Linked DNA regions of Homo sapiens: region 1 is linked to region 2. A link is a loop called in an ENCODE intact Hi-C map of the cell type or tissue named here. Cell type or tissue: dorsolateral prefrontal cortex. All regions are shown on one strand. Links, peaks and the distances in the headings refer to the core of each region. The heading gives the core; the rest is flanking DNA. Region 1 holds the start of IDI2 (isopentenyl-diphosphate delta isomerase 2). Region 2 overlaps WDR37 (WD repeat domain 37).

Region 1 (14,439 bases), core at 1,843-9,842, 50 kb before region 2:
GAACATCCATCCTCTCTTAAACGTGTTCTTGAGTGGATGAAGGTAACACATGCTCACAGGATCCTGGACATTCTTTCTACACTTGAATTTCTTTCTTTTTTTTTTTTTTGAGATGGAGTCTCGCTCTGTCGCCAGGCTGGAGTGCAGTGGCACAATCCCGGCTCACTGCAACCTCTGACTCCCAAGTAGCTGGGATTACAGGCGTGTGCCACTACGCCCAGCTAATTTTTGTACTTTTAATAGAGACGGGGTTTCACCATGTTGGCCAGGATGGTCTTGATTTCTTGACCTTGTGATCCGCCCGCCTCGGCCTCCCAAAGTGATGGGATTACAGGCGTGAGCCACCACGCCCGGCTTGAATTTCCTCTTCGGTGTGTGGTCGACAGATTCCTGCACAGTCTCAACCCTGCCTGGGACACATAGGGACTCACACTGCCCCATCCACAGCTACATTCACAGCCCCATTCACAGCCCCATTCACAGCTCATTCACAGCCCCATCCACAGCCCCATCCTTCATCCTCATGGTGCTTCATGAGGTCAATGGTGTAGATCCAGCCTGGACTTTGTTCACCGTCTGCCCGCTGCCAACCTGGACTCCCGTGGACACAGCTGAGACTGGATGCTGTGTGTACCTGCTCCCCAGGAATTCCCAGCTCTGCTTGCAGACGCCTCTGGGCTGCCCTCCTCACTCCGATGGCATCCTTTTCTTCCAGTTCTGCTGGGTTGTATAATGGGTGGCTACTACAGGAGTCGGTAAAATACCCTGGAAAAAATGCATGTGGGAACATCCCTCTTTATTCCTGAAAAGTGAATATATTAAATACAAATGCAGATGCTTCATGTAAAACCATCATCCGTCATCAGCAGAAGACAGCCTGGCGGGGGGAGTGGGTTTGTCATGGGCTCTCAGAGCAGCACTCGCCTCCAGCCTCCACGGCTGTGGGCTTGGTGAGGGTCTTCCACATGACCACCTGGCGGGGCTGGCCCTGACCGCTCCTGCGGCCCTTCCTGCAGATGTGCACACACATGTCCCGTGGCACTATCCCAGTATGTCTTAGGAGAGGGACTGGTTCCTACTCAGTTTTGTACCCACAGAGGACCTGAGATGCCATGGGGTGGCGGGAGGAGGTGGTGGGGCTGTGGGCTGGGTGGCTGCACCAGCTGGGCTGAGGAAGCTGGGCTGCACTTTGAGGGTGGTGATCAGTGAGCATGGTTTCACAGGAAGACTGCTGGAATACCTTTGACCAAGTTTCCTTACTGAGAGGTTCTACTTAATTTACCCAAGTAACAGCAATAGCGCTATGACGGGAGGTCACACTCTCCTCAGTAAATCTCTGTTCCCTCTCGTTCCTCAGACCCTCAGTGCTTCCTTCGGTCACTCTGCAAGGAGTTTGGCTGAAGTTGAATCCACTCTTGCAAGTACAAGAGCTGGTACTCCCACCTGCCCCTATGTATCCTGGAGGCGGCTAACACATGATAGGAAATCTTAGCTCCAGGGGCTTTATTTGCAAACTGTTGACTATGTACTACAGTTGACCCTCTTAACTTTGCAGCTCCTGAATTTTTCTGAAACAAACTTTGCATTCAGCTCCATCAAGGAGCCCGTGAGTACAACTTGACCAGCAAGTATGGTGGTGGGTTTGGGAATGGGCAGGATGTACCCACTGCGGCTCCGAGGAAGAACTAAGGGAGGAGAAAACCTCGGCCACAGCTGGCCGTGCTTAGCCATTCGCTTTAATGGCTCAGGCAAGGTCTGGTTTTGAAAATTTGAGGACAGCCTAGGCCAAAACACTTTAAATGACCACAATTGACGTAAATGCTGTTCCCCTCTAAAAAATTTTTTGGCCGGGCCCGGTGGCTCACGCCTATAATCCCAGCACTTTGGAAGGCCAAGACAGGCATATCACGAGGTCAGGAGATCGAGACCATCCTGGCTAACACGGTGAAACCCCGTCTCTACTAAAAATACAAAACGTTACCCGGGTGTGGTGGCGGGCGCCTGTAGTCCCAGCTACTTGGGAGGCTGAGGCAGGACAATGGCGTGAACCCAGGAGGCGGGGCTTGCAGTGAGCCGAGATGGCGCCACTGCACTCCAGCCTGGGTGACTGAGCCAGACTCCATCTCCAAAAAAAAAAAAAAATTTTAAGTTGTAATTTTAAGAAGTACAAGATAATTAAAACTCTAAGACCTGTAAGATAATTTTTATTATTATTACCTAGTTAATTTTATGCTAAATGCTATTTTAATCCCCTAAATCCTTAGGTTGATAAATTCCTCTGCATTTAAGTAACTTGCCGTTGCAAAGAAACAACAAAACAAAAAAACCCAGAAACTCATATAGTTTCTTACTTTTTTAAAAAAGAAAACCCAGCCTACTGAAGAGCTATCAGCATAATTAGCATCTGCCTAAGCTGCCGATTTTCTGCAGGATGAGCTGCCAGCTCACCACAGTGCGGCACTGAGCACCAGAGAGTTCCTGTCCCAGATTCCTCCGGTCAAGTCACATGAGATGCTCTCTTCAGTCCGGGGCTTGGTTGAACGGACTCACCAGGAAACGTGACTTTCGTGTCCGACCTCTGCTGTATCAGGATTCGATTCTTGGTGTTAAACAAGACAACGCTGAAGGCTCGGTGCAGCAGCCCTGCAAAGGTAAGTGCCATTTGTGTGAGTGCATGCCTGGAGTCTGTACGATTGTCCTTCGTGCTTTTTGTCCTCAGTCTGTTTCTCGTAGAAAAGCCTGTGATTGTGGCACCTGGGCAGGGCAAAGGGGACTGCTGGATGCCCAAACACAACGTTTCAGAATCTCAGCGGATTAGAACACTCGGGAAACTAAAAATAGATCTACCAGATGACCCAGAAATCCCACTACCAGGGCAAATATCCAAAATAAAAGAGATCAGTCTATCAGAGAGATATCGCAGCATTCCTGGGTGCTGAGCACCATTTACGACAGCCAAGATATGAGATCAACCTGTGTCCGTGGAGGTTTGAAGGGTTGAAAACATGAGGGTTAGATACACAGTGGCATACCATTCCACCACAAAAGAAGAATGAAATCGGGCCGGGTGCGGTGGCTCACGCCTGTAATCTCAGCACTTTGGGAGGCTGAAGTGGGCGGATCACGAGGTCAGAAGATCGAGACCACCCTGGCTAACATGGTGAAACCCCGTCTCTACTAAAAATACAAAAAAATTAGCTGGGCGTGGTGGCAGGTGCCTGTAGTCCAAGCTACTCGGGAGGCTGAGGCAGGAGAATGGCATGAACCCAGGAGGCAGAGCTGGCAGTGACCTGAGATTGCACCACTGCACTCCAGCCTGGGCAATGGAGCAAGACTCTGTCTCAAAAAAAAAAAAAAAAAGAAGAATGAAATCCTGTCATTTGTAGCAACATGGATGGAACTGGAGGCCATTGTGTTAAGTGGAACAAACCTGGCACAGAAAAACAAGTATCACATGTTCTCACTGCTATGTGGGCTCTAAAGAAGTTGATCTCATGGAGGCAGAAAACACAATGCTAGACACCAGAGGCTGCGAAGGGCAGTGGGGAGGGATGACGAGAGGGTGGTTAATAAGTATAAACATACCGCGATAGAGAAGGAATAATATCAGCTGTTCAATAGCACAGTAGGGTGACTGTAGTTAACAACAGTGTATTATATGTTTCAATGTGGCTAGAACAGAGGATTTGGAATGTTCCCAACACAAAGATATGATGAATGTTTGAGGTGATGGATATCCCAAAATGCCCTATTTGATCATTATGCATGACATGGTGGTATCAAACTATCACATGTACCCCATTAATATGCATAATTATTATGTGTTTATAAAAAAGACACAAAAATGAAAATTAAAAAATAATAAAATGGCTTAAGATGGTCAAAGAAAACCAGAGCTGGACAGGAGTTAAAGCAGGAAAGTCTGACTTTACTGAGAACCATTTCAATAGGGGAAAGAGACCTCCATGGAGAACCAGCCTAACTGCACACAACACCCAAGGAGCAGGCTGGGGCCTATGGATTAAAAGTTACTAAGAGAAAACATCAGTGGGAAGGGGGTTCTGGCTACACCGACCTAACAAGACCTGCTGAAGACAGGCCTGCGTGATCAGACGTCACCTGGGAGGGACGGGGTTGAGGAATTTAATCAGATGCCAAGGTCAGGGTTCTCGCTAAAACAACCTGGTAGAATTCTTGCTGAAACAGGATCTTACGAGGAAGAGCACGGATGCCTAGGAGAAGGTGCAGGAGCCTGACAAGGGCTTGACCAAGCAAAGACGTCATCCAGGTGCTGCTCCCCGAGCCTTCTAAAGACGGCACAGCAAGCACACAGGTGACCCAGTGGTCGCCTCCTAGCCGGAAAGGCCTAGACTCTCTTCTTAGGTTGCCGTCGGGTGGGAAAAATGGGAAAACCCTGGGAACTGGACAGAGAAAATGGGCGGGGGCTACCTTTCTCAATGTTTTCGTTCAGATGGCAATTCCTCTTGGTGTCGGCACCAATAACCTTATCATTCTCATCCACAACAATCAGCATTTCCTCCAAGCGCTGCAACTGACGCCTGTCAACCCAGTCAAGATTTATGTCAGACATAGCTGCTGGCTGTGACCCGACCTGAAATAGATGCACACAAATGCCTCTTTATGTGAAAGATATTGCCATCTCGTTTTTGCTATGTGTTACCAACCACATTAGGATTTAGCATACACCTTCTCTACAAGTGACAGCAATTGTGTTGAAGCAGCACAGTTCTGAGATATGGAAGGTGAATCATCTGTTTCTAATGTGGTGTCTCTCTGAACGGGAAATCTTGGGTACATACATACTCCTCATGTTTTCCAGGTTTCCTTTAGTGACGAGTTAAAGAATCCCCGCCCCACCACACACACACACACACACACACACACACACACACACACACAAAACACACCGAGGTAAACTGTAGGTAACACTCTTTGTACAAGTTTTTGGGGAAAAGTGCAGCCCTGTGCAAAACCACTGGACCTGGATCAGACGTGGAGAAACACACAGCCTTGTAGGAAAGCTACGTCACCCACAGAAGGGCTATGGTCCTCTTCAGAGCCAAGCAGATTCTTAGGTGAAGATCTTCTCACAAAATGTTTTCAGGGCCAGGAGCGGTGGCTCACGTCTGTAATCCCAGTACTTTGGGAGGCCGAGGTGGGAGGATCACTTGAGGTCAAGAGTTTGAGACCAGCCTGGCCAACATGGTGGAACCCTCTCTCTACTAAAAAATACAAAAATTAGCCAGGCCTGGTGGCACATGCCTGTATTCCCAGCTACTCAGGAGGCTGAGGCAGGAGAATCACTTGAACCTGGGAAGCAGAGGTTGCAGTGAGCCGAGATCGTGCCATTGCTCTCCAGCCTGGGCAGACAGAGTGAGACTCTGTCTCAAAAAAAAAAAAAAAAAATGTTTTCAGGGTCATTTATCTTCATGTAAAACCTTCTCATCATCCTTTTCTACTTTTTAAAAAAATGCATTCACGTCTGTCCATTATCATTACTGTTAATATTTTCAGCAATCTGCTCCTCCTCTTTGCAAAAGGCTGTTTGACTTAATGCATGGACATGAGATACAATAGAAATGCAGAGAAAACAATTACTGAATATGTACAAATTTAGATCATAAAAGAAAGAATTCCCACAAGGTAAAACATATGCACTAACCTCTCTTGGAAGCTGGAGACTCCTGGGTATCAGATGTGGAACTCAATGTGCAAGTTGAACCAGGGCCCTTTTATACCCTGGGGATGTAGAAAGATATCAGCTAAGGCAATCTGATATTTTTGTATTCTTAACAAGAAAACACACCCCGGTCTCTCTCTATCTCTCCATCTCTTTCTCTCTATCTTTCTCCCTCTCAATTGAGGGATAATAGAAAATTGTTTTGACACAATCTCACTTTAAAAAATGCTTTTAGTTTTTAAACCTAGGGTAAGTTATTTTCTACTCTATGGCTTTCTTTTTTTTTTTTTTTTTAAGGTGATGTCTAGCTCTGTTGCCCAGGCCAGAGTGCAGTGGCGTGATCTCGGCTGACTGCAACCTCTGCCTCCCGGGTTCGGGCGATTCTCCTGCCTCAGCATCCCGAGTAGCTGAGATTACAGGCGCCCGCCATCACGCCCAGCTAATTTTTTTGTATTTTTAGTAGAGACGAGGTTTCACCATGTTGGCCAGGCTGGTCTCCATCTCCTGACCTCAGGTGATCCGCCCGCCTCGGCCTCCCAAAGTGCTGGGATTACAGGTGTGAGCCACGGCGCCGTTCGATGGCATCTTTTTAATTCACTTGCTGTATATATCATCCCAGATTTTAAAAAGAAAAAATAAAGGTGGCAAATGGAAGAGAAAAATAATAAACATTGTGACTAAAATTACTGAATAAATTCTTAGGATAGCTGAAAATCGATAAATAAATGCAAGACCTTGGAAACCAATGTGTTTGGAAGAGCTAAAAAACTGTATAATTTCTTGCCTATCATATTCCAAATATCATCTACCAACTAAAGCTCTAGGCCAAATAGTTTTGCAAGTAGGGTCTCTTAAAATATCAAAAAAATGTTTGCCATATCTGTCGGTTCTCTCAGGGAATATGAGGAGAGAAGCACGATGGACGCATGACTCCGCTGACTTTGGCACGGATAATACAGAACAAAAATAACACAGCAGCAGTGATGGGTAATATTCTATAAAAAGATTAATGTGTTTTGCTCTTTTGTCTTTCCATAAGTTCACCTTTATGCATGTAATTTTTAGTTACGTAGAAAATCAAAAGGCTATGCCTGAAATGTTTTCCCTGGAAATCAGTTCTGAGACTCAGGAATAAATGGTCTGTTTGAAACTTGTTTCTTTTGCAGTCAGAAGAGTAAGAATGGGAGAATGATACTCTTTTAAAGATCTAAAAAATAATAAATAAGTCTATGAATTAGGCTTTGAGGAAGAAACTAATATACAATACCGTACCTATTATAATCCAACAACTCTAATAGTAATAATAATAATAGTAAGACAGCCAGACACACATTGTGTCCTTCCTTTGTGCCAGTTTCTATTTTAAGAGTTTAATGTATATTAATTCATTTGGTCCTCACGACAGCTTTCTGAGATAAGCGTTATTTTTTATTATCACAGCATCGATAAGGAACTGAAGCACAGAGAGGTAAATTACCTGCCCAAGGCAATGTGGCTGCAGATGCAGCTGAGCCCCCAGAATCTGTGCAGTTTAACATGTTGGGATCGTCACCACCAAACTAAGCACTGAAAGCTTTAGAGGCAAATGTTATCAAAATTTCAAGGAAGGAATTGTCATTCTCTGTAAAATGTTCTAGGGGATAAAAAAGGAGGGAAACCCTTTGCTAGGTTGATCTGGGTACAAGGTTCTGACACATAAAGCACACAAAAAACATTATAAAGGAAAGGAAGGAAGACATTTTGATTAGGCTATATGCGGAGAATTTTCTTAAGAGAGGTTATGACAACTTTAAGAATGACAGTTGATGACCTATAATGCTGCAGGTAGGAGGTTAAGAATAAACTCTAGGAATAGATGATTACATCTGATTAAGGCAAATTAGAAGCAACAGAAAGGGCTCTAGATATCAGTGAAATATAGAGAAGGACATGGAGGCCAAGACTGGGAAAAGCAGGTAAAAAGAAATGGAAGTGGAAAGAGTTAAAAAGGAGTAGGCCAAGTATTGTAGGTATGAAAGAGAGGGTAAAACAAATACAGCATGTGCTAAAAGGGGTATCCTTGAACAAGAGAGCCATAATAATAAAGAAAAATATCCCAGACACACAAGATGACTTAAACCCACAGATGGAAAGGGCTTGCCATGTTCCAGAAATACTGACACATTATCGTCGACACTGGGGTAAACTTCTCAGATCTCTGAGAAAACTGCTGCATGCAGAAGAGAACAGCCACTCCCAACACCATCACTCCATCTCCTAGGCATTGTACAACCCTAATCCTCTGCTTTCCACCTAGAATGATGGGTGATCCATGTACTTACCAAAAGTCACTTCTTGGGTCAGGTGTGGTGGCTCATGCCTGTAATCCCAGCACTTTGGGAGGCTGAGGCGGGTGGATCACCTGAGGTCAGGAGTTTGAGATGAGCCTGGTCAACATGGTGAAACCCCATCTTTACTAAAAATAGAAAAAAGGGCCGGGTGCGGTGGCTTATGCCTGTAGTCCCAGCACTTTGGGAGGCCAAGGCAGGTGGATCACGAGGTGAGGAGATCGAGACCATCCTGGCTAACACGGTGAAACCCCGTCTCTACTAAAAATACAAAAAAATTAGCCGGGTGTGGTGGTGGGCGCCTGTAGTCCCAGCTACTCAGGAGGCTGAAGCAGGAGAATGGTGTGAACTCGGGAGGCCGAGCTTGCCGTGAGCAGAGATCGCTCCATTGCACTCCAGCCTGGGCAACAGAGCGAGACTCTGTCTCAAAAACAAACAAAAAACAAAAAATAACTTCTTCTGCAGCAGATTCACCCACAGTCACCTACTCAAAGACATCGTCCAGCAATTTTCCCTTTTTCTTCTCTATCATCACGTTTTCTCTCTCTCTGTTGGAATTCTCCTATCAGTCTGCAAGCATGTGACTATGATTTCATTTAAGTAACAGCTAGTTTTTTAGACCTCATTTGCCCAGCAAGCTACTCCTTTGCAGGAACACTCTTAGAAAACTTCCTTCATGCTCACTATATCCAGTTCCTTTCTCTAATATTTCTCGTTCCTTTTCTCACGTTTAAAACTATCAAGTAACTTAACCTAAATTGTTAAGTACAATTGTTGAGCTGTTCAAATTTTCAACTCCTGTCAACAAAATTCCAAAGAACAAGCTTCTAAGATAAGCACTTCCTGATATTTGATAACATAGGTTAAAATTTCTGTAAATATCTTAAGAGATTATACTCAAATCCATATGTTGGAAAACGGTGATGAATAAAATTTTGGCAGTGAGGAAAATAAAAATAACTTTCCATAATAGGGTTATTTTTATCTATATAAATCAAGAAAGAATTAACACTTTAGCAATGATCAGAAAAGATGAGGCCCTTGGTATTACTGGGAAAATTTGGAAGAGATAATTAATTTGGGAGAGCTTCTAGAACAAGTACTCAGAAGTGTTCAATAATAAGTAAAATGACACATATGTAATTGATGTCTTAAGGCTGATGACAGCAGCCCTCCTAAATGAATCTGCAGTTTGCTACTAAATCCATACAATTCGCCTCCTCTAATATATACGTATTTTGAGACGGAGTCTCCCTCTGTCTCCAGGCTGGAGTGCAATGGCATGATCTCGGCTCACTGCAACATCCGCCTCCTGGGTTCAAGCAATTCTCCTGCCTCAGCCTCTCGAGTAGCTGGGACTACAGGTGCACGCTGCCACCCCTGGTTAATTTTTTTTTTGTATTTTAGTAGAGATGGGGTTTCACCACTTTGCCCAGGCTGGTCTCAAACTCCTGAGCTCAGGCAATCCGCCTGCCTTGGCCTCCCAAAATGTTAGGATTACAGGCGTGAGCCACTGCGCCTGGACCTCCTCCAATATTTGGCCAAGCCACGCAATCTTTAAGCTCCCATGTCTGTCCATGATTGTAGGTTTATAATTTGGAACTTCGGTTATTTAATTAATTAAAAATATTCAGATATATCCTGCAAATAAATACAAAGTTTTTGTACTCAGCATCTTTAGTGCACTTTCCCACAAGGAGTTGTATGTAAATGAAAAAAATAGATAAATGCAAGCATGTAAATCAACTCCTATTATTAACCATTTACTTAGCTCAAGTTTATTTACACCTGAATGAAAAGTTCCATTTGCATCAAAAATACATTCGTATACTCTTAAGGCAGTGTCCGGCGCAGCGGCTCACGCCTGTAATCCTAGCACTTTGGGAGGCTGAGGCGGGTGGATTACTTGGGCCCAGGCATCCAGCCTGGACAACAATGGCAAGAGCCATCTCTACAAAAAATACAAAAACTTAGCCAGGCATGGTGGTGTGCACCTGTAGTCCCAGCTACTCTGGAGGCTGAGATGGGAGAATCGCCTGAGCCTCAGAGGTCAAGGCTGCAGTGAGCTGGGATTGAGCCACTGTACTCCAGCCTGGATTACATATATTTGTATATTCCTAAGGCACATAATGGACCTAGGTCACCAAAACTAAAAGATATTCTAGACCAAAATTTTGAATGTAATTTAATAACCTTGTACAAACCCTCTACAGCTGCACATTACCAAAGCTAGTATCACTGTACCTAGTGGCTTACTGCCTCATTCAATTGAAAAGATCAAACTAATTCAATCCTGCTCTCCAAAGAACACTTTTTCTGAATGGGCTCTCAGACTTTTCCTGAATGGGCTCTCAGATTCTGCTTTCCTAAGAAAGTGTGTTGAGGTAGTTCTTTTTCTGAATGGGCTCTCAGATTCTGCTCTCCTAAGAAAGAGTGTTGAGGTAGTTCTTTTTCTGAATGGGCTCTCAGATTCTGCTTTCCTAAGAAAGTGTGTTGAGCTGTAGTTCTACAGCATTGTTCAATGCAAAGATAGGGTTGGCTGTAGGTTTTCAGAAGGTGACCTTTATCAGGTTGAAGAAGTTCCCTTCTCGTCTTACTTTCTTGAGATTTTATCATGAATTGATGTTGAGTTTTGTCAAATGTTTTTTCTGCATTTCTACTGAAATGAGTCTTGTGTGGTCTTTTCCCCTTTATTCTAGCAATATGGTGTATCATATTAATTGATTTTCAGATGTTAAACTAGCCTTGCTTTCTTGAAATAAATCCCACTTGGGCATGGAGAATATTCTTTTTATATGTTGCTGGTTTCTGTTAATATTTTAAGATTTTTGTATCTGGATTCGTGATTGATAATAGTTATTCTTGTAATATCTATTATAAATAGTTACTGTGTGGCTTGGCCAAATACTGGAGGAGGTGAATTGTATGGATTCAGTAGCAAATTGCAGATTCATTTGAGAGGGCTGCTGTCATCAGCCTTAAGATATCAATCACACTGGGCGCAGTGGCTCACACCTGTAATCCCAGCACTTTGGGTGGCCGAGGTGGGTGGATCACAAGGTCAGGAGTTCAAGACCAGCCTGGCCAACATGGTGAAACCACATCTCTACTAAAAATACAAAAATTAGCCAGGCATGGTGGCAGGCACCTGTAATCCCAGCTACTCGGGAGGCTGAGGCAGAGAATTGCTTGAACTGAGGAGGTGGAGGTTGCAGTGAGCTGAGATCGTGCCATTACACTCCAGCCTGGGCAACAGAGCAAGACAATGACTCAAAAAAAAAAAATATCAATCACATATGTGTCATTTTACTTATTACTGAACATTTCTCAATAGAAATCTTTTTGCTATATTTGAGATATCCCGTTTTCTTCTGCATATGCTTTTGGGAGGTAGGATAACTAAAAATATTATATATAAAATATAAAATAACAATATATAAAATAACTAATATGATAACTAATATAACTATATATAGCTATATATACCTACATATAACTGCAATATAACCATAATATATAAAATAATTAATATAACATATAGATTAGTTATAAAATAATATATATAAAACTAATAAAATAACACCAATATATAAAAAATATAAAATAACTAAAATACATTGGTATAGTTTCTTGTAATAACCAAAAGAAAGTGTTCCTTTTTCCTCTATTTCTTGGAAGTGCTTATGAAGGACTGGTAATATTTCTTATTTTTTATTATTTTTGAGACAGAGTTTCGCTCTTGTTGTCCAGGCTGGAGTGCAATGGCGCGATCTCGGCTCACTGCAACCTCCGCCTCCCAGTTTCAAGTGATTCTCCTGCCTCAGCCTCCTGGGTAGCTGGAATTACAGGCGTGTGCCACCACACCCGGCTAATTTTGTATTTTTAGTAGAGACGGGGTTTCACCGTGTTGGTCAGGCTGGTCTTGAACTCCTGACCTCAGGTGATCCGCCCGCTTCAGCCTCCTGAAGTGTTGGGATTACAGGCGTGAGCCACCATGCTCGGCCAATACTTCTTCTTTAAATGTTTGGTAGAACTCACTAGTGAGGCCACTGGGCCTTGTCTTTTCTTCATGGGAAGATTTTAATTACTATGCCTTAGCTGGGTAATACAAAGATGTACCTGCATTATTTCGGATTTTCATCATTTGTGCATTCTCTCTGTTCTTCTTGATCATTCTAGTTAATGGCTTTTTCCAACTTTGTTGCTCCTTTTTTTTTTTTTTTTTTTTTTTGAGACAGTCTCACTCTGTTGCCCAGGGTGAAGTGCAGTGGTGCGATCTTGGCTCACCGCAACCTCTGCCTCCCGGGTTCAAGCAATTCTTGTCCCTCAGCCCCCTCCCCCTGCCTGTCCCTCCTTCCTCCTGCTGAGTAGCTGCGATTACAGGCACACACCACCATGCCCGGCTAATTTTTGTAGAGATGGGGTTTCACCATGTCACCCAGGCTGCTCTCAAACTCCTAGCCTCAAGTGATCTGCCAATCTTGGCCTCCCAAAGTGCTGGGATCACTAGAAGCTTTTCAATTTTTTTATTCCAAAGCAATCTGATGCAGTTTTTGCTATATTTGAGATATCTCATTTTCTTCTGCATATGCTATTGGGAGATAGGAAAGATTTTGGAAAATGTGTAAGAAAAAGGAAGATACTAAAAACATACTAAGATTGTATGTAGGGAAAGGTTACAACTCTAACTTTGATAATGTGCATTAAATCGACAAATCCTTGAAAAGCACAGCTCGATAAATCCAACAAAAGGAGAAAAAGAACATGTGAAGAGTTGAATATATGTGAAAGAAATGTAAGTTCATTTTTCTTTTTTTTTTTGAGATGGAGTCTCGCTCTGTCGCCCAGGCTGGAGTGCAGTGGGGCGATCTCGGCTCACTGCAAGCTCCGCCTCCCGGGTTCACGCCATTCTCCTGCCTCAGCCTCCCGAGTAGCTGGGACTACAGGCGCCTGACACTCCGCCTGGCTAAATTTTTGTATTTTTTAGTAGAGACGGGGTTTCACCGTGTTAGCCAGGATGGTCTCGATCTCCTGACCTTGTGATCTGCCCGCCTCGGCCTCCCAAAGTGCTGGGATTACAGGCGTGAGCCGCCGCACCCGGTCGTAAGTTCATTATTAAAATGGGCCCCATATCCACGTGAATAGGGGTCAGTCTCAGACTTAGCTTTAATTTTCAGCCATGAGAAGACTACTGCTCTTCCTCCAACACTCACTTCTCTATTTTCTCTATCGTTTGATCCTGTCTCCTGTACAACTGGGTGGTATTTAACCATGTTTAGGCTCAGGTATAACCCAAGCTCTGAAACTGTAATAGAAAATTAAGTAAATGAAAGGCAAAAAATGAAAGACTTAATAAGGTTTAAGCTGTTATTCATCTAGGAGGCTGAATAACAATACATATACATGTTTTTGTTGTTTATGTGTATATATTTTTTATGAATAGAGTTGTTCCTATTATGTTGTATCTTGTAATAATTACTAATGACAAGGTTCATAAATAGCTAGATGTTAACATAACTGGCCAAACTCCAGTGACAAGGGCCCTGTTACAATCAGTAGGACCAACCTGCTAAGACCTGAGCTCAGAGCTCAGGGATGGCCAAGGTCAAGGCCCAGTGGTTGTGACGAGATGCCAGGAAACCTTACCCACTGCATGCCTGTGTTGTGCCATGGTGCTGTAAGTAGTCTCTTTGGGTACACTGCCAGTAGGCTTTTGGCATACATGTATGGGCTAGTATTTTCAGGCCAAAAAACTATCCCTGTCTCATTGTTTACTATTTTTGTGCAGCAATTTGGTTTTACTGTTGGTTCTTACTCTGGTCTTGCCCCAAGTTCAATACTTTGGTTCTTCTCTTCTCCCTAAACTTTCCCTGTCCTGATTCCCTGAGAACAATTCCCTTTTCTCTGAATTGGGATCCTATTTCTACCCCTTGCATACATACCCCTCCTAATTCTTCTGGGTAAATTTCTATGCCCATTAACTCTAGACATACATTTGTAAATTACTGAGACCCTAAATTGAGAATTATGTTTGCCATTACTTTTAAAAGTGTAATCTGAATCCCAGCACTTTGGGAGGCCGAGGCGGGCGGATCACGAGGTCAGGAGATCCAGACCATCCAGACTAACACGGTGAAACCCCGTCTCTACTAAAAATACAAAAAAATTAGCCGGGCGTGGTGGCGGGCGCCTGTAGTCCCAGCTACTCAGAGGCTGAGGCAGGAGAATGGCGTGAACCCGGGAGGCGGAGCTTGCAGTGAGCCGAGATCGCACCACTGGACTCCAGCCTGGGCGAAGGAGCGAGACTCCGTCTCAAAAAAAAAAAAAAAAGTGTAATCTGTTTTTTTGCCTCCTGAAATCACTTATGTATAAACACATTAAAGTGGGTCACCGTGTCACGTCTTGGGCTTC
Region 2 (15,039 bases), core at 6,834-14,833:
GAAGAACAAAGAATGGACAGCAAAAATATCGGTCAATTTAGTATTCGTTTATTTTCTAAATTGTGTTTGGAATTTGAAGCATAACCGTGGTGTGGTTCTCAGTGTATGTGTAGGAAATATTTGTGATTACGTTATAAATGGGGAAAGGTAAAGAAGCATAGAGGAAAGTAAGATTTGTATACTTTATGTGAACTGGTAAAATGTTGATAATCAGTAGACTACAATAAGCTGTAAATGTATAATGTAAAACCTAGAGCTACCACTAAAAAGTTATACAAAACAGGCAAACTCAGAAATACTGTAGGTAAATAAATATGAAATTATAAAAAATGTTTACCCCACGAGAAGGCAAAAAAGAGAATAGAGGGAGAGAGAATGAATGATACACCATGAACAAGTGCAGTTTATTTTGTGGCTACAAGGTTGGATCAATGTTTGAAAGTCATGAGTGTAATTGGTCCTGTCAGTAGGTAAAAAAAAAAAGCTACTAGGAAAAAAACATGATAGAATTCAGCACTCATTCGTGAAAGAAACTCAGAAAATGAATGATAGAGGGAAACGTTTTCAACTTGATAAACAGCACCTACAAAAAAATCTATAGCTGGCATCAAAGTTAATGGTGAAACACAATATTTTCACCCGAATATTCAGGGCAAAGCAAGGGTGTTTGCTGTCACTATAGTAATTTAAGATAGTACTGGAATTTCTAGCCAAATCAATAAGGTAGTAAAAGGAAATAGAAGGCTTACAAACCACAAAGGAAGAAATAAAACTGTCCTTTTTTTTTTTAGATGACTTAATAGTTGACATAGAAAATCCCAAGGAATCCACAAAAAATCTTGAACTTTAGGTTCAGCAAGAATGTACACGTTTAATACATAAAATCCAGTTGTATTTATACTAGCAATTAACGTGGAAACCAAAATAAAAGTACAGTATCATTTAAACTTACACAAAAAATAAAAAGAGAGATGTTAGTCTAAAATGGAGAAAAGATATGTAGGACTTTTTTTTTTTAGAAACGGAGTCTTGCTCTGTCACCCAGGTTGGAGTGCAGTGGCGCGATCTTGGCTCACTGCAACCTCCGCCTCCCGGGTTGATGCCATTCTCCTGCCTCAGCCTCCTGAGTATCTGGGACTACAGGTGCCTGCCACCACGCCCTGCTAATTTTTTGTATTTTTTAGTAGAGACGGGGTTTCACCGTGTTAGCTAGGATGGTCTCGAAGTCCTGACCTTGTGATCCGTCCACCTTGACCTCCCAAAGTGCTGGGATTATAGGCGTGAGCCACCTCGCCCAGCCCGATACTAGGACTAATGCAGAAAAAACCTTGACATGGAGGAAAGTAAGATCTAAATAAATACTGTATTCATAGATTAAAAGACTCAGCATAATAAATATACCATTTCTCCCCAGATTGATGTACAGATTTAACACAATTCCTATCAAGATCCCAGCAAGATTTTTGTAGATATGTAAAAGATTATTCAAAAATGTAAAAGGAAGGACAAAGGACTAGAATAGATAAAACAAAATGGAGAAAGATTTAATAGGAATCACTGTAACTGATTTTAAGACATACAGAACAATAATAGAAACTGCTTGTATTAGTCCATTTTCACGCTGCTGATAAAGACATACCTGAGATTGGGCAATTTACAAAGGAAAGAGGTTTATTGGACTTACAGTTCCACATGGCTGGGGAGGCCTCACAATCATGGCAGAAGGCAAAGAGGAGCGAGTCACATTCTGCGTGGATGGCGGCAGGCAGAGAGGGAGAGCTTGTGCAGGAAAACTCCCCCTTATAGAACCATCAGATCTTGTGAGACTTACTATCACGAGAACAGCACGGGAAAGACCTGCCCCTCCATGATTCAGTTACCTCCCACTGGGTCCCTCCCACAACACATTGGAATTCAAGATGAGATTTAGCTGGGGACATAGCCAAACCATATCACTGCCGTTGGTGGAAGGATAAATATGTAGATCGGTGGAACAGAATAGAGAACCAAGAAATAACCCCACACAAGTACAGTGAGTTGATTTTTTGACAAAAGTCCAAAGCAGTTCAATCTAGGATGGATCATCTTCAACAAATGAGGCTGGGATAATTGGATACACAGGTGAAAACAAACAACAAAAAAACCTTGACTTAAATTTTACACCTTATAAAAAGGTCAGTACCATATAGGTAATAAATTTAGATGTGAAACAGAAAACTATAAAAAATTCAGGAGAAACAGGAGAAAATGTTTGGCCCCTAGGGATTCATGAAAAGTTCTTGTCATGACTTTAAAAGTGTGATGCATAGAAAAAATTATCAACATTAAAGAAGTGTTGCTTCATGAAAAACTCTTAGAATGAAGAGCAACAGATTGGGAGAAATGATTTGCAGCTTAACCTATGTGACATATAATTCATACTATAGAGTATGTAAAGAACTCTTAAATCTCAACAGTAAAAAACCCGAATAATACTGTTAGAAAATGGGTGTGAAGAGACACCTCACTGAAGAGGATATGTGGATGACAAGCACATGAAAAGATAGTGTCACTAGCCATCAGGGAAATGCAAATTAAGATCACAGTGAGATATTACACACCTAACGGAACAGCTAAATAAAAAAGTAGTGACAAAGGGATGCCTGCACTTGCAGGTATACACAGCACTGTTCACAATAGCAAAGGTATGGAATCAACCTAAGTGCCTGTTGACGGATGACTAGATAAATAAAATGTGGTGCGCACACACACACACACTCTGCAATACCATTCAGCCATAAGAAGAATGAAATTATGCCATTCGCAGCAACATGGATGGAACCAGAGGCCATTATTTTAAGTGAAATAAGCCAGGCACAAAAAGTCATGTCTCATGTTCTCACATGTGGGAGCTAAAAAATGTGAACACATGGAGGTAAACAGTGGAAAAATAGATAGATAATAGAGACCGGGAAGGGTGTGAGTCGGGGGCGGAGGGAGGATGAGAAGAGAGTTAAAAGGTACAAACATGCAGTATGATAGAAGGAATACATTCAGTGTTTGACAGCAGAGTAGGGTGACTATCCTTAAGAAAGCAGTATCTTAGGCCGGGCGCGGTGGCTGACGCCTGTAATCCCAGCACTTTGGGAGGCTGAGGCGGGTGGATCATGAGGTCAGGAGATGGAGACCATCCTGGTTAACACTGTGAAACCCCGTCTCTACTAAAAATACAAAAAATTAGCCGGGCGTGGTGGCGGGCGCCTGAGGCAGGAGAATGGCGTGAACCCGGGAGGCGGAGGTTGCAGTGAGCCGAGATTGAGCCACTGCACTCCAGCCTGGGCGACAGCGAGACTCTGTCTCAAAAAAACAAAAAAACAAACAGTGTTTTACTGGGGTGGTGGACACCCTAAATAGCCTGTCTTGATGACTGTGTTGTATACCTGGCACAAAATTTCTCATGTATGACAAATTTTCATAAAAGAGTAATGACAATACCAAATGCTGGTGAGGATGTGGATAACTGAATCTCTCATGTGTTCCTGATGATAATGTAGAATGAAACAGCCACCCTGGAAAATACTGATAGTTTGACACTCTTAGAAAAAAACCACAAAAACTAAACATGATTAAACATAAGCAATTCTGTTTCCAGGTATACCCAAGAGAAATAAAAGTATACACATACAAGAAATTTGCACTTTAACCTTCATAATAACCTAAAATATGGAAACAACCAAATGTCTGTCAGTTGTATTTGGCAATAAAAGGGAATACATTACCACTATGCTACAACATAGATGGACTTTGAAATCGTTGTGCTAAGTGAAAGAAGCTGGTTGTCACAGACCAGAGCGTATGTTGTATGATTCCATTTTTATGAAATGGCCAGAACAGGCAGATTCATATGGAGAGAAAGTAAATTAGTGGTTGCCTAGGGCTAGCTGGGAAGTGGGTGGGAGAAATGAGGAGTGAGGGCAAATAGGTGTGGGGCTTCGTTTTGGGGTGATAAAAATGTACAGTTGATTGTGGTAATGATCGCACAACTTCCTGAGTATACTGAGAGCCATTGAATTGTGCACTTTAAATAGGTGTCTTACATGGTGTGTGAATCGTATATCAAGATTTTTTTTAAAGCTAAATATACATTTACCCTGTGACTGAGCAGCCTTATTCTTGGGCTGTTTATCCAAAAGAAATGAGAACTTAGGTTCACATAAAACCCTGTATATTATTGTTCATGGCAACTTTATTAGTAATAGTAAAAAAATTGGAAAGAATATATATATATATATATATTTTTTTTTTTTTTTTTTGCAGCAGGTGAATGGTTAAACAAATGGTTAAATGTCCATACTGTGGACACTAGCTAGTAATAAAAAGGAAAAAACTGTTGATACATGCAGAAAATTGGTTGGATCGTAACCATTAAATTGAGTGGAAAAAAGAATCTCAAAAAGGGTAACTGCTCTTTGATCATATTTACATAACAGTCTCAAAATGACAAAATTGTAGAGATGGTTACAGATTAATGGTTATCAGGAGTTGAGGGATGGTGCCAGGGAGTTGGGGTAACTAATGGGTAGTGTGGGTGATCTGTATGGTGAGTGGAGTGTTTTGTATCTTGAACATGTGGCACCTAAAGGAATTTATATATGTAACAGAATGACAACTATACACACATTATACTAATGTCAGTTTGTTGGTTTAGTGAAATTAACTAACAAATTAACAGATTGTACTGTAATGATGTAAGATGTAACCACTGGGGAAATATGGACCATCTTTGCAACTTCCTGTGAATCTGCAGTTATTTCAAAATACAAAGTTGAGGCCAGGCACAATAGCTCACATCTGTAATCCTAGCACTTTGGGAGGCTGAGGTGGGTGGATCACCTGAGGTCAGGAGTTCGAGACCAACCTGGTCAACGTGGCGAAACCCTGTCTCTAATAAAAATACAAAAATTAGCTGGGCATGGTGGTGCATGCCTATAGTCCCAGTTACTCTGGAGGCTGAGGCACGAGATTCTTGCTTGAACCTGGGGGATGGAGGTTGCAGTGAGCTGAGATCGTGCAACTCCACTCCAGCCTAGGAGACAGAGCAAGACTCTGTCTCAAAAAAAAAAAAAAAAAAATTGGGAACTTCATAACTCACATGACTGTTTTGGTTGAGAGTTACTAGAAGCTTGTGATTAAGTTAAAGCTTTTAAAAACTGTCCTAAATAATAGGCAAACTGTCTTCCAGTTTTCTAACATTTTTGGGTTATGCTTGGCTTTTAAAAAAGTTTTAATAACAAAATTTATATATGAGAGTTCTGCATAGTATGTAAGAAACAGGAAACAAAGCTAAACTGTATATACTCACATTCATATTTAGAAAGACATTTAGAAGAGATATTTAGAAAAATGCTACGACTTCCTTGAATTCTAAGGTTAAATATGTTGATTTCTACTGTTTTATTTATAATATTAAAAATAAATGAAGTGAATTTTTATAAGTGACAATATTTTCTCTTAGAAAAATATTTTCATCCTTGGTATTTAGGATTATAATTAGAATGCTTAATAAACTGAATAGGAAAGATCTTGTTTATGTTATTAATAACCTTTATGGAAGACACTCTAAATTTTTTGTGAATACATTTCATCTCTGTTAAGAATACTCTCTTCTATGTGTAGATAAACTTATTTTTCAAAACAGGCTGACTTGTTTAAAAAGAAGGGAACGCTAGTGATTTTAAAATATTGTAGAAAAGGAATCATTCTATAACAAAGTAAGGAGGTGTTAGGGCTATTGAGTAAGTGAGAGCCATTTGGAAGGAAAGGAGTAGCATTTCAGGGATGTGTGTCTGCACCTGGTAATGTCTAAGGAGTTGATAATGAAGAGGGCTGGGCACACCAGAAATAAGGTCTTGCCTTGAGGCTCAGGCTATTGCTGTTGCGTAAGTCACCATTGTAACTGTCTACTTGGAATTTAGATGTTTACGTAGTCCTTATGTGTATTTTAAAGGTTAGCGTATTTTTCCTTTACGCTGATATATTCACAGAACCATCCCCTGCTCTTGGGACTTGGGCCAGTCTTTTCTCTAAAAGAAGATGATGGAGGCATGTTGGCGTCTGGGAGGTCGTGGGCGTGTCCTGCTTTGCCTTTGACTGCATATGGGTCAGGCATTCTTTGACAGTGAGGTGCTGAGCTGGCCTGATGATAGGATTGTGTTCATGGGAGGAGGGATCAGTAATAGCAAAAAATCAGCAGGTAATGTTCAAAATAGCAAAATCTGTAGTTGAAGAAAGAAGATATGTGTGTAAATATATTACCTAAGATTGTAGTAAGTAACGTAGTGATATAATTGGGAGGAAGGATGGATAATAACAGGGAATGAGTAGAAAATGCCCAAAGTGGGTAAATCATAATATTTAAATTAGAGATTTGAATAACTTAATCACATGTGGTTAGTTTGAATTGAGATATGCTGTAAATATACACGCTGAATTTCAAAGAGGTAATCATAAAATATCCCATTGTTTTTTATGTTGACTATAAAATATTTTAAACGTATTGGGTTAAGTAAATCATTAAAAGTAATTTCATATGCTTTTATTTTTAAAAATGTGGACACTGGAAAATTTACATCCATGACTTGCATTATATTCCTATTGGACAGCATGAGTCTAGAATGTGTAGTCTAGAATATGCAATTAACATTGGTTCCCTCGGGGGAGTAGACTGTGCCTGGGGAATTCCGTTGGGTTAAGGGAGAGCAATTTTTTTTTTAAATTTTAAACCTCTTTTTTGCCATTTGATACTTAAGATGTTAATGAAATTTGATAAAGAAATTACTTCTTTAATAAAGGCTGTGGTCCCTACCTTAAAACATCTTAATTTGTCATATTCCAAATTATATAGTTAATGTTAACTATAGTAAGGAAGCTTGTAATTAGAAGTCATCATTATCTTCTTCACTGTTTTTCTTTTGTTTCAACTCGCTGTATCAGAAACACTGTTTTTTCTTGCTGTTTTTAGCTTATTGCAGGAGTGACCAGGACACTACCTCCTAGAAGTAATGCCCACAGAAAGCGCAAGTTGTTCGACTGCTCGCCAAACAAAACAGAAGCGCAAATCCCATAGCCTTTCTATACGAAGAACTAACAGCTCGGAGCAGGAGAGGACGGGACTGCCAAGAGACATGTTAGAAGGACAAGTAAGCTACGATTGATTAGGGCCTTATTGATTGATTGATTTTTGAGACAGAGTTTCGCTCGTTTCCCCGGCTGGAGTGCGATGGTGCGATCTCCGCTCACAACCTCCACCTCCTGGGTGGAAGTGATTCTCCTGCCTCAGCCTACTGAGTAGCTGGGATTAGAGGCATGTGCCACCATGCCCGGCTGATTTTGTATTTTTAGTAGAGACAGGGTTTCACCATGTTGGTCAGGCTCATCTCGAACTCCTAACCTCAGGTGATCCACCTGTCTCGCCCTCCCAAAGTGTTAGGATTACAGGCGTGAGCCACCGGCCCCGGGATCAAGGCCTTATTTTAAAGATGGTGATTGTGTCTGTGACGTTATAAAAGTAGCCAAATATATAAAGGTCTCCAAAGTAAAAAAAAAAGGGTTGGGTTACTAAGAAGAAAGATCACCCCTCCCAAATTCCCCCAAAATAAACTCATTAAAACTTCTATCAAATACAACAGCATACACAGATGGGTTAGCATATGTATACTAAGTAATAACAAATCAAAGTGGGTATGAGAGTTGGGATTAGTTTTATTCTTTGTACAGGCTTGCGGACAGTACAATTCTGGGTTTTCTGTCTCTAACAGTCTCAAGAAAAGAAGAGTATCATATCCTTTTAATGATCTCTTTCTGTTCTCTGAAGAGTTTTTGGAATCAGATCTTTTAGTGACTTTGCTTAGGTTTATCCTTGTCTCTGCCGCCATGAGTATGTCATTCTTGGATTAAAATGAACTAATTATTTTTGATAAAGATAAGTTTTGCTTATACTTTTTCTAGTTCATTTATAGCTGATGAAATTCTGTCAGAATTTTTAAAGAGTGTTGTGAAGTCTAGACGCAGTATATTTATATTAAAATAAGCTCTAGATATATCTAATATATGGTTATATATGTATATAACTATATGTAAACTTACAACCATTCCTTCACAATTAGAACAAATTCATCAGCCATAATGCTGTAGGAAGATAAAGCTTAAACCTGAGAAATTGGCTTCTGTGAATATTGGATTTTGTTAGGACCATGTGGGTAACTTTATGCCAGGACTTCGAGGCCGGGACCTCTACACTGAATACAGCAGTGTGAACCCAGAATCCGACATGACTGTTGCCACGAAGAGGATCTTTACCTCAAATTAGATGATTATGCATTGAATAAATAAACCAGTACCTGGTTCTAATTTCTATAAAAAGTGATTACATTTTAACTTAGTGTTCAAAAAAATTACAAAAATAGCTTTGGTATTCTTAGTGTATTACTTTGCTAGGACTCCCATAACATAATGCCACAGACTGGGTAGCTTAACAGACTGGGCAGCTTAAACAACAGACATTTATTTTCTCATGGTCCTTCCAGGCAGCTGGAAGTCCTAGATCAAGGTGTGAGCAGGGCTAGTTCCTCCTGAGGCCTCTGTCTGTGGCTCGCCGACACCATCTTCTCCCTGTGTCCTCACAGAGTTGTCCCTCTCTGCGTGTCTTGTCCTAGTCTCTTCTTACAAGGACCCCTGTCATACTGGAGGGCCTTCCTTTATGACCTCATTTTACTCTCACCACCTCTTTCAGGGCCCTGCTTCCAAACACAGTCGCATGCTGAGGTCCTGGGCCTGTGGACCCCGTTCAACACAGCACTTAGGAGACAGCAGAGCTATGCGGCAGGACTCCTGTGGTGGGGGCAGTGTCTGTATCTGTATCTGCTGTCTGATGTGGGAACCACCAGTCACGTGGCTGCTGAGCACTTGAAATGTAGCCAGTGTCCCGGGACATGAGATTTTAATTTTTAAAACTTTTAATTACATTGAAATTTACATAGTCAGATGTGGCAAGTGGCTACCCTATTGGACAGTGTGAGTAAGCAGTCCAAGATAGGTTTTCCTAATTTGTAGGTTCACGTACATTTCTAGCAGTGGAAACCCTGCAGCCTCCCCTGCTGGCATGTTCTAGAGTTGTCTCCTGCCTGGGGTGAAAGTGTTCTTTTCTGGGCCCTGAATGCCCATTCTCCTTTGTGACACAGCAGAGGCGGTGACTGCATCTCATGGTAACCCTCACGAAGGTAGCTCAGAGGTCTCCAAGCCGCACGGCCTCGTCCTCTGCTCCACCTTTGGCCTGTGTCTCCCACGCTCGCTCCCTAGACGGAGCTCATTTGTTCAATGAGCAGTGATTCGGAGTGGGACCGGTCAGCATGTTCTGTAAGTGGCCCCCGTGAGGTGCTCTGCCTTCCCCCTGCCCTGGGCGGGAGAGGTGAGTGGCCCCCGTGAGGTGCTCTGCCTTCCCCCTGCCGTGGGCGGGAGAGAGCTGTGGTGTCTGCCGCACGCGTTTGGCATGGTAGGTGTGAGGGGGGCGATCTCAGAACAGGGAGGTGTTGATTAACGTAGGAGTGGGCTCGTTCTAGACAGTGTAGAGTGACGCCCTTTCAGTTGTTGAGGAGCAGCAATATAGAAGAGAGGGCAGATGAGTCTGAGGGAGACATCGTGTTAGGTTTAACTTTATACATCTCAGATTTGCCAGTCTGAAGTAGTTTAGAAAGCCAGGTTCGCGCAGGCGCAGGAGGTCTGTCGTTGCCGAGAACTGCGACGTCCACGTGCACACAGTGCTGGCTGCGGCCTGAAGAGCTGGCTGCTTCCCGCACGTGCGTGCAGGTGCTTTCAGGTGTGTGTTGGTGTCGATGTGATGGAAGAAATTCATTTAAAAGCTTTGCTGAGTCACGGCAGTAGTGTCTTGAGTTTTCTCAAGTGGTACCAAAAGTTCAACAACTCGTTTGAGAGTCTGTGAAATTGAATGGCACAGAAAGGGAGAACTGATGGAAAAGGTTGAAAGTCATTTTGTAAGCGCGCTCTTCCTGGGCTCAAGTTGCCCTCTAGTGGGACAAGTCCTCATTTCTCTGTGCATTTAGTTTCTTGATTATAAAGTGAGGTTAATGCTGACTTCTCAGCTTTCTTTTCCATAGCAATTCCTTTTTTTTTTTTTTTTTTAAATTTATACTTTAAGTTCTGGGGTACATGTGCACAACGAGCAGGTTTGTTACGTAGGTATACATGTGCCAAGGTGGTTTGCTGCACCCATCAACCTGTCACCTACATAAGGCATTTCTCCTAATGCTATCCTTCCCCCAGCCCCCCAACGCCCCGACAGGCCCCGGTGTGTGATATTCCCCTCCCTGTGTCCATGTGTTAGCAACTACTTTTATATTAATATGCACTTAATATTCAAGTATATATGACATGATGTAATTAGTTGCTGAACAATAAGAGCCTTAAAACATGATGGGTATAGATGAGTAGGAACTGATTCTGTAGGAGGAGATTGGCCTTGTGTAGGAGTCAGAAGGGCTTTTGGGGAGGGATGCTTGTGGGGAGGGATGTTCACAGAGTGGGAATGGGGCGTGCAGAGGCCACAGGGCAGGGAAAATACTAATAGTGATTCTCAGTTCAGCACAAGCTTATGTTTCATAGTTATTGGAACTTCTTTTTTTTTTTTTTTGAGACGGAGTCTCGCTCCGTTGTCCAGGCTAGAGTGCGGTACTGATCTTGGCTCACTGCAACCTCTACCTCCTGGGTTCTAGCGATTCTCATGCCTCAGCCTCCCAAATAGCTGGGATTACAGGTGCCTGCCACCACTCCTGGTTAATTTTTGTATTTTTAGTAGAGACGAAGTTTAACCATGTTGGCCAGGCTGGTCTCGAACTCCTGACTTCAGGTGATCTGCCCACCTTGGCCTCCCAAAGTGCTGGGATTACAGGCGTGAGCCACTGTGCCTGGCTGGGATGTCCTTTTTGATGGCCTAGTTTTAATTTTTATAGTTACATTTTCCTTTCTTTTTTTTTCCGTGTTCTTCATTGGTTTTAGAAGGATGTTTAGAGGCTATAGTACCAATTCAGTAGATTCAGTATTTAAAGTAGTATATATATGTGGGTGTGCGTGTGTGTGTGTGGTTTGTAAAATTTTTGTGAGAAATCTGTGATAACTGTAAAACTCACATTGCTAAAATGCTGTCATTTTTCCCTAAAATTTCTGTCTTTTAAGTTGATCTCAGAAGGATTTAATAAATATAGTGCATCTTTTTAAAAAGTTTACAACTCGGCCACGCGCGGTGGCTCATGCCTGTAATCCTAGAGCTTTGGGAGACCGAGGTGGGCAGATCATGAGGTCAGGAGATTGAGATCATCCTGGCTAACACTGTGAAACCATGTCTTAACTGAAAATACAAAAAATTAGCTGAGTGTGGTGGTGGGCACCTGTAGTCCCAGCTACTCAGGAGGCTGAGGCAGGAGAATGGCACGAACCTGGGAGGCGGAGCTTGCAGTGAGCCAAGATCGCGCCACTGCACTCCAGCCTGGGTGACAGAGCGAGACTCCATCTCAAAAAAAAAAAAAAAAGTTTACGACTCATCAGAATAAAAAAGTTTATGCTATATGTAAATTTGAAAAGTCCCATTAAGTATCAGCCAGGCACAGTGGCTCACGCCTGTAATTCCAGCACTTTGGGAGGCTGAGGCGGGCGGATCATGAGGTCAGGAGATTGACACCATCCTGGCCAGCATGTGTGGTGGCGCACGCCTATAGTCCCAGCTACTGGGGAGGCTGTGGCAGGAGAATTGCTTGAACCTGGGAGGCGGAGCTTGCAGTGAGCCGAGACCACACCATTGCACTCCAGCCTGGGTGACAGAGCGAGACTCTGTCTCGAAAAAAAAAAAAAAAAGGTAAGTATTGAAACACTATTTTAGAAATATTTGATGGGGATTTTTTTGAAAATTACTCTGGGTGTTGGGAGTAGGGGACACATACCAAATAGTGCATAGGCCATGCCCTCAGGGAGGTTGGAGTGGCACATGGCTGTATCTAGCAGGCTCCTGTTGACTGGTGGGTCCAAGCAGTGAGTGCCTGTGATATGTTTGGTGCTCAGGACCTGCTTACTTGCTGGACCACACTTGACAATGTAGCTCCTTCCCTTCGCCTTCCCAGGGGTGCGGGAAACACACAGGCATGAAGAGCGTGGCCTGGGCAGGAAATAAAAAGTTAATGTTTTCACTCAATTAATAGACATTTGGCTCTTTTTTGTGAAATTTTTCTTTTTTTCCTCTTCACAACACTCTTTTAGGTGTTATGTCGAGTGATGGGAGAGTGACTGTGCTTTTGCTTAAAGTGCAGTGGGTGTGGCGGGAACTCTGCAAAGGTGCCTCTTCCATGAGGGTCTAGCAGATTAAAATACTTGTAGGATAGCGTATGATGGCACTCAGAGGCTGTTTATAATAGTTCATTTATGGGAGCTGCCGCCTTTCTCTCCAAATTTGGAAGTTTTAAAATAAGGTAGGCTTATGTCCTCTCTTGTAAAGGGAAAAATTGTGTTATTTTGAAGGAGTGTTTATTTTCAAATCCCATATCATACTAGGTAGCCATTTATACAATTTGATTTATAGTCTCCTTGGCAGAAATTTGGAACTTTAAACTCTTTAAGCATTTTATATATAAAAATATGTAATAATACAAAATAAGAGTTTACAATAAAAGATAATTCACTTTGGAAAAAGCATATTTGTACTTAGAGTTTTTCATTCATTCATTCATTTTAAACAAAGTCTTCTTCTGCAGGATTCTAAACTGCCTTCCTCGGTTCGCAGTACACTTCTGGAACTGTTTGGTCAAATAGAAAGAGAATTTGAAAACCTTTATATCGAAAACTTAGAATGTGAGTATCTCCTATTTTAATATACTTTTATAGCTTTACCTATCCATAGTCAAATTTATGAATAGACATTCATCACTATATTAGTTTTCTGTTCTGCTGTAGCAAACTTAAACTTATTTTAGTGGCTTAAACTAACACAGATTTGTCATCTTGCAGTTCTGTGGGTCTGGTATAATTCCCACGAGGACTCCGTCTCAAAAGTAAATAAATAAAAATAAAAAATAAAAAATACATGGATCTTATCATTTTCCCTACACCAAGTACACCATAAATTGAGAAAACATTGATTTACTTTTTTATTAATATACCATCATTTGAAAATTGATGCATATACTATATCTGACTTATTAAAGACAAATCAAAACAATTTTGAATTAGCTTGGCTTTAATTTATCTTTTTTTTATTTTGGAAGTAATGGCCATATGTGCTTAAAAATTTATCAGACAGTATAAAAAGAAATCTACCATTACCCCTCAAGCCCATCGCACTCTTCAAAGGAAGACATTTTCTGCATGTTTTTGCTTTTGGTTCTTTTGGTGGTTAGTCCTGTGAATGTAAGTAATCATCTTCTGGTTTTAGATCTATCCGCTTTAGTGTTAATGCTTCACAGTGAAATAAACAGGTCCTTTGCGCTGCTCTATTACTTTCCAGTTTTTCTCCTTCAGGGTTTGTGTTTGTAAAATTTATATATATAAAGACAGGGTCTCACTGTGTTGCCCAGGCTGGTCTCAAACCCCTGGGCTTAAGTGGTCTTCCCACCTTGGCCTCCCAAAGTGCTGGGATTATAGGTGTGAGCCACCACACCCAAACTATAAAATTTGTACTAGACAAATGTAACTACAATCAAGTCTTTCATGCTTTATCTACAGGTTGATTCCAAAGGTTGAATACTAACAAAGAGCATTTCCATTGTTAAGCTGTTTTTCACTCTGTAACTAAGTGGTGTGGTTGGATGAATAATGAAGAGAATATAATCCTCTGTCATTTAAACTTTGCTTTTGGAAATTTTAATGTTAATACTGGATTCTCCTTTTTAAAGAGTCCACCTTTACAATTCATAGAGGGAAAAATCATTTCAACTTTTTTGTTTTTTTTTTTGAGACAAAATCTTGCTCTGTCACCTAGGCTGGAGTGCAGTGGCGTGATCTGGGCTCACTGCAACCTCCGCCTCCCAAGTTCAAGCGATTCTCATGCCTCAGCCTCCCAAGTAGCTGGGATCACAGGCACCCACCACCATGCCTGGCTAATTTTTGTATTTTTAGTAGAGAAGGGGTTTTGCCATGTTGGCCAGGCTGGTCTTGAACCCCTGGCCTCAAGTGATCTGCCTGCCTCGGCCTCCAAAATTGTTGGGATTACAGGCATGAGATACTGTGCCCAGCCCAGAATAATGTTTTTAATCGTGCAGAATCAATCACTATGGAAACTATGTTGAAATGCGGGTGCTGTCTTTGAGACCCTGATAGCAGTGTCTTCCACAGTGTAGCAAGTGTGTGAGCTTTTACTTTTGGAATGGTATCTCTAATGGTTTCTTTCTTTCTTTTTTTTTTTGAGATGGAGTGTCACTCTGTTGTCCAGGCTGGAGTGCTGTGGCGTGATCTCGGCTCACTGCAATCTCTGCCTCCCGGGTTCAAGCAATTCTCCTGCCTCAGCCTCCTGAGTAGCTGGGATTACAGGCATGCACCACCACGCCCGGCTATTTTTTGTATTTTCAGTAGAGACACCCTGTTGGTCAGGCTGGTCTCAAACTCCTGACCTCGTGATCCACCTGCCTTGGCCTCCCAAAGTGCTGGGATTACAGACGTGAGCCACCTCACCCAGCCTCGAATGGTTTCTTTAGTTTTTTGAGAACTCTATGAATTGTGATCTTGCTTATTAGAATATTATTCATGTCTTTGTTTATATAACACTAATATATAGCATTTTTTCTGTGTGCGAGTTTTGGAAGTGGTGAGTACACTTAAACATAAAAACATACTTTAGATTTTTGAAAACTTTTTTCTTCCCAGTACGTAGAGAAATCGACACTCTTAATGAACGTTTAGCTGCTGAAGGACAAGCGATTGATGGAGCAGAGCTGAGTAAGGGCCAACTCAAAACAAAAGGTAAGGTGAATCCCATGAAAGTCTTGTCCTGCAGATTATACATGCAGG

What was found. A loop is a pair of places that touch in the nucleus more often than their neighbours do. Peaks named below come from ENCODE experiments on the same cell type or tissue, not always from the same donor. Only the 100,000 strongest peaks of a DNase experiment are listed, where the experiment ranks them.
Region 1: a loop joins it to region 2, with 6 times the contacts of the local background. A loop is called at or near these places in 3 of 110 quality-filtered maps.

The regions. Positions count from the first base shown.
Region 1 is chr10:1,020,133-1,034,571 of GRCh38, forward strand. It overlaps IDI2 (isopentenyl-diphosphate delta isomerase 2), which reads right to left and starts at 5,727. Exons shown (of 5, transcript NM_033261.3): 1 at 5,684-5,727; 2 at 4,450-4,612; 3 at 2,551-2,643; 4 at 635-765. The coding sequence starts at 4,591. It overlaps IDI2-AS1 (IDI2 antisense RNA 1), which reads left to right and starts at 2,505. Exons shown (of 5, transcript NR_027709.1): 1 at 2,505-2,651. In dorsolateral prefrontal cortex, for the core only: a CTCF peak has its summit at 2,481; a DNase peak (open chromatin) is centred at 2,499; H3K4me3 peaks cover 1,567 bases; H3K27ac peaks cover 709 bases.
Region 2 is chr10:1,065,116-1,080,154 of GRCh38, forward strand. It overlaps WDR37 (WD repeat domain 37), which reads left to right. Exons shown (of 14, transcript NM_014023.4): 2 at 7,001-7,178; 3 at 12,792-12,888; 4 at 14,896-14,991. The coding sequence starts at 7,041. Among named protein-coding and RNA genes, the nearest start is that of WDR37, 16 kb to the left of the region's middle. In dorsolateral prefrontal cortex, for the core only: a CTCF peak has its summit at 10,056 (motif pointing left); no DNase peak of the experiment used is centred there.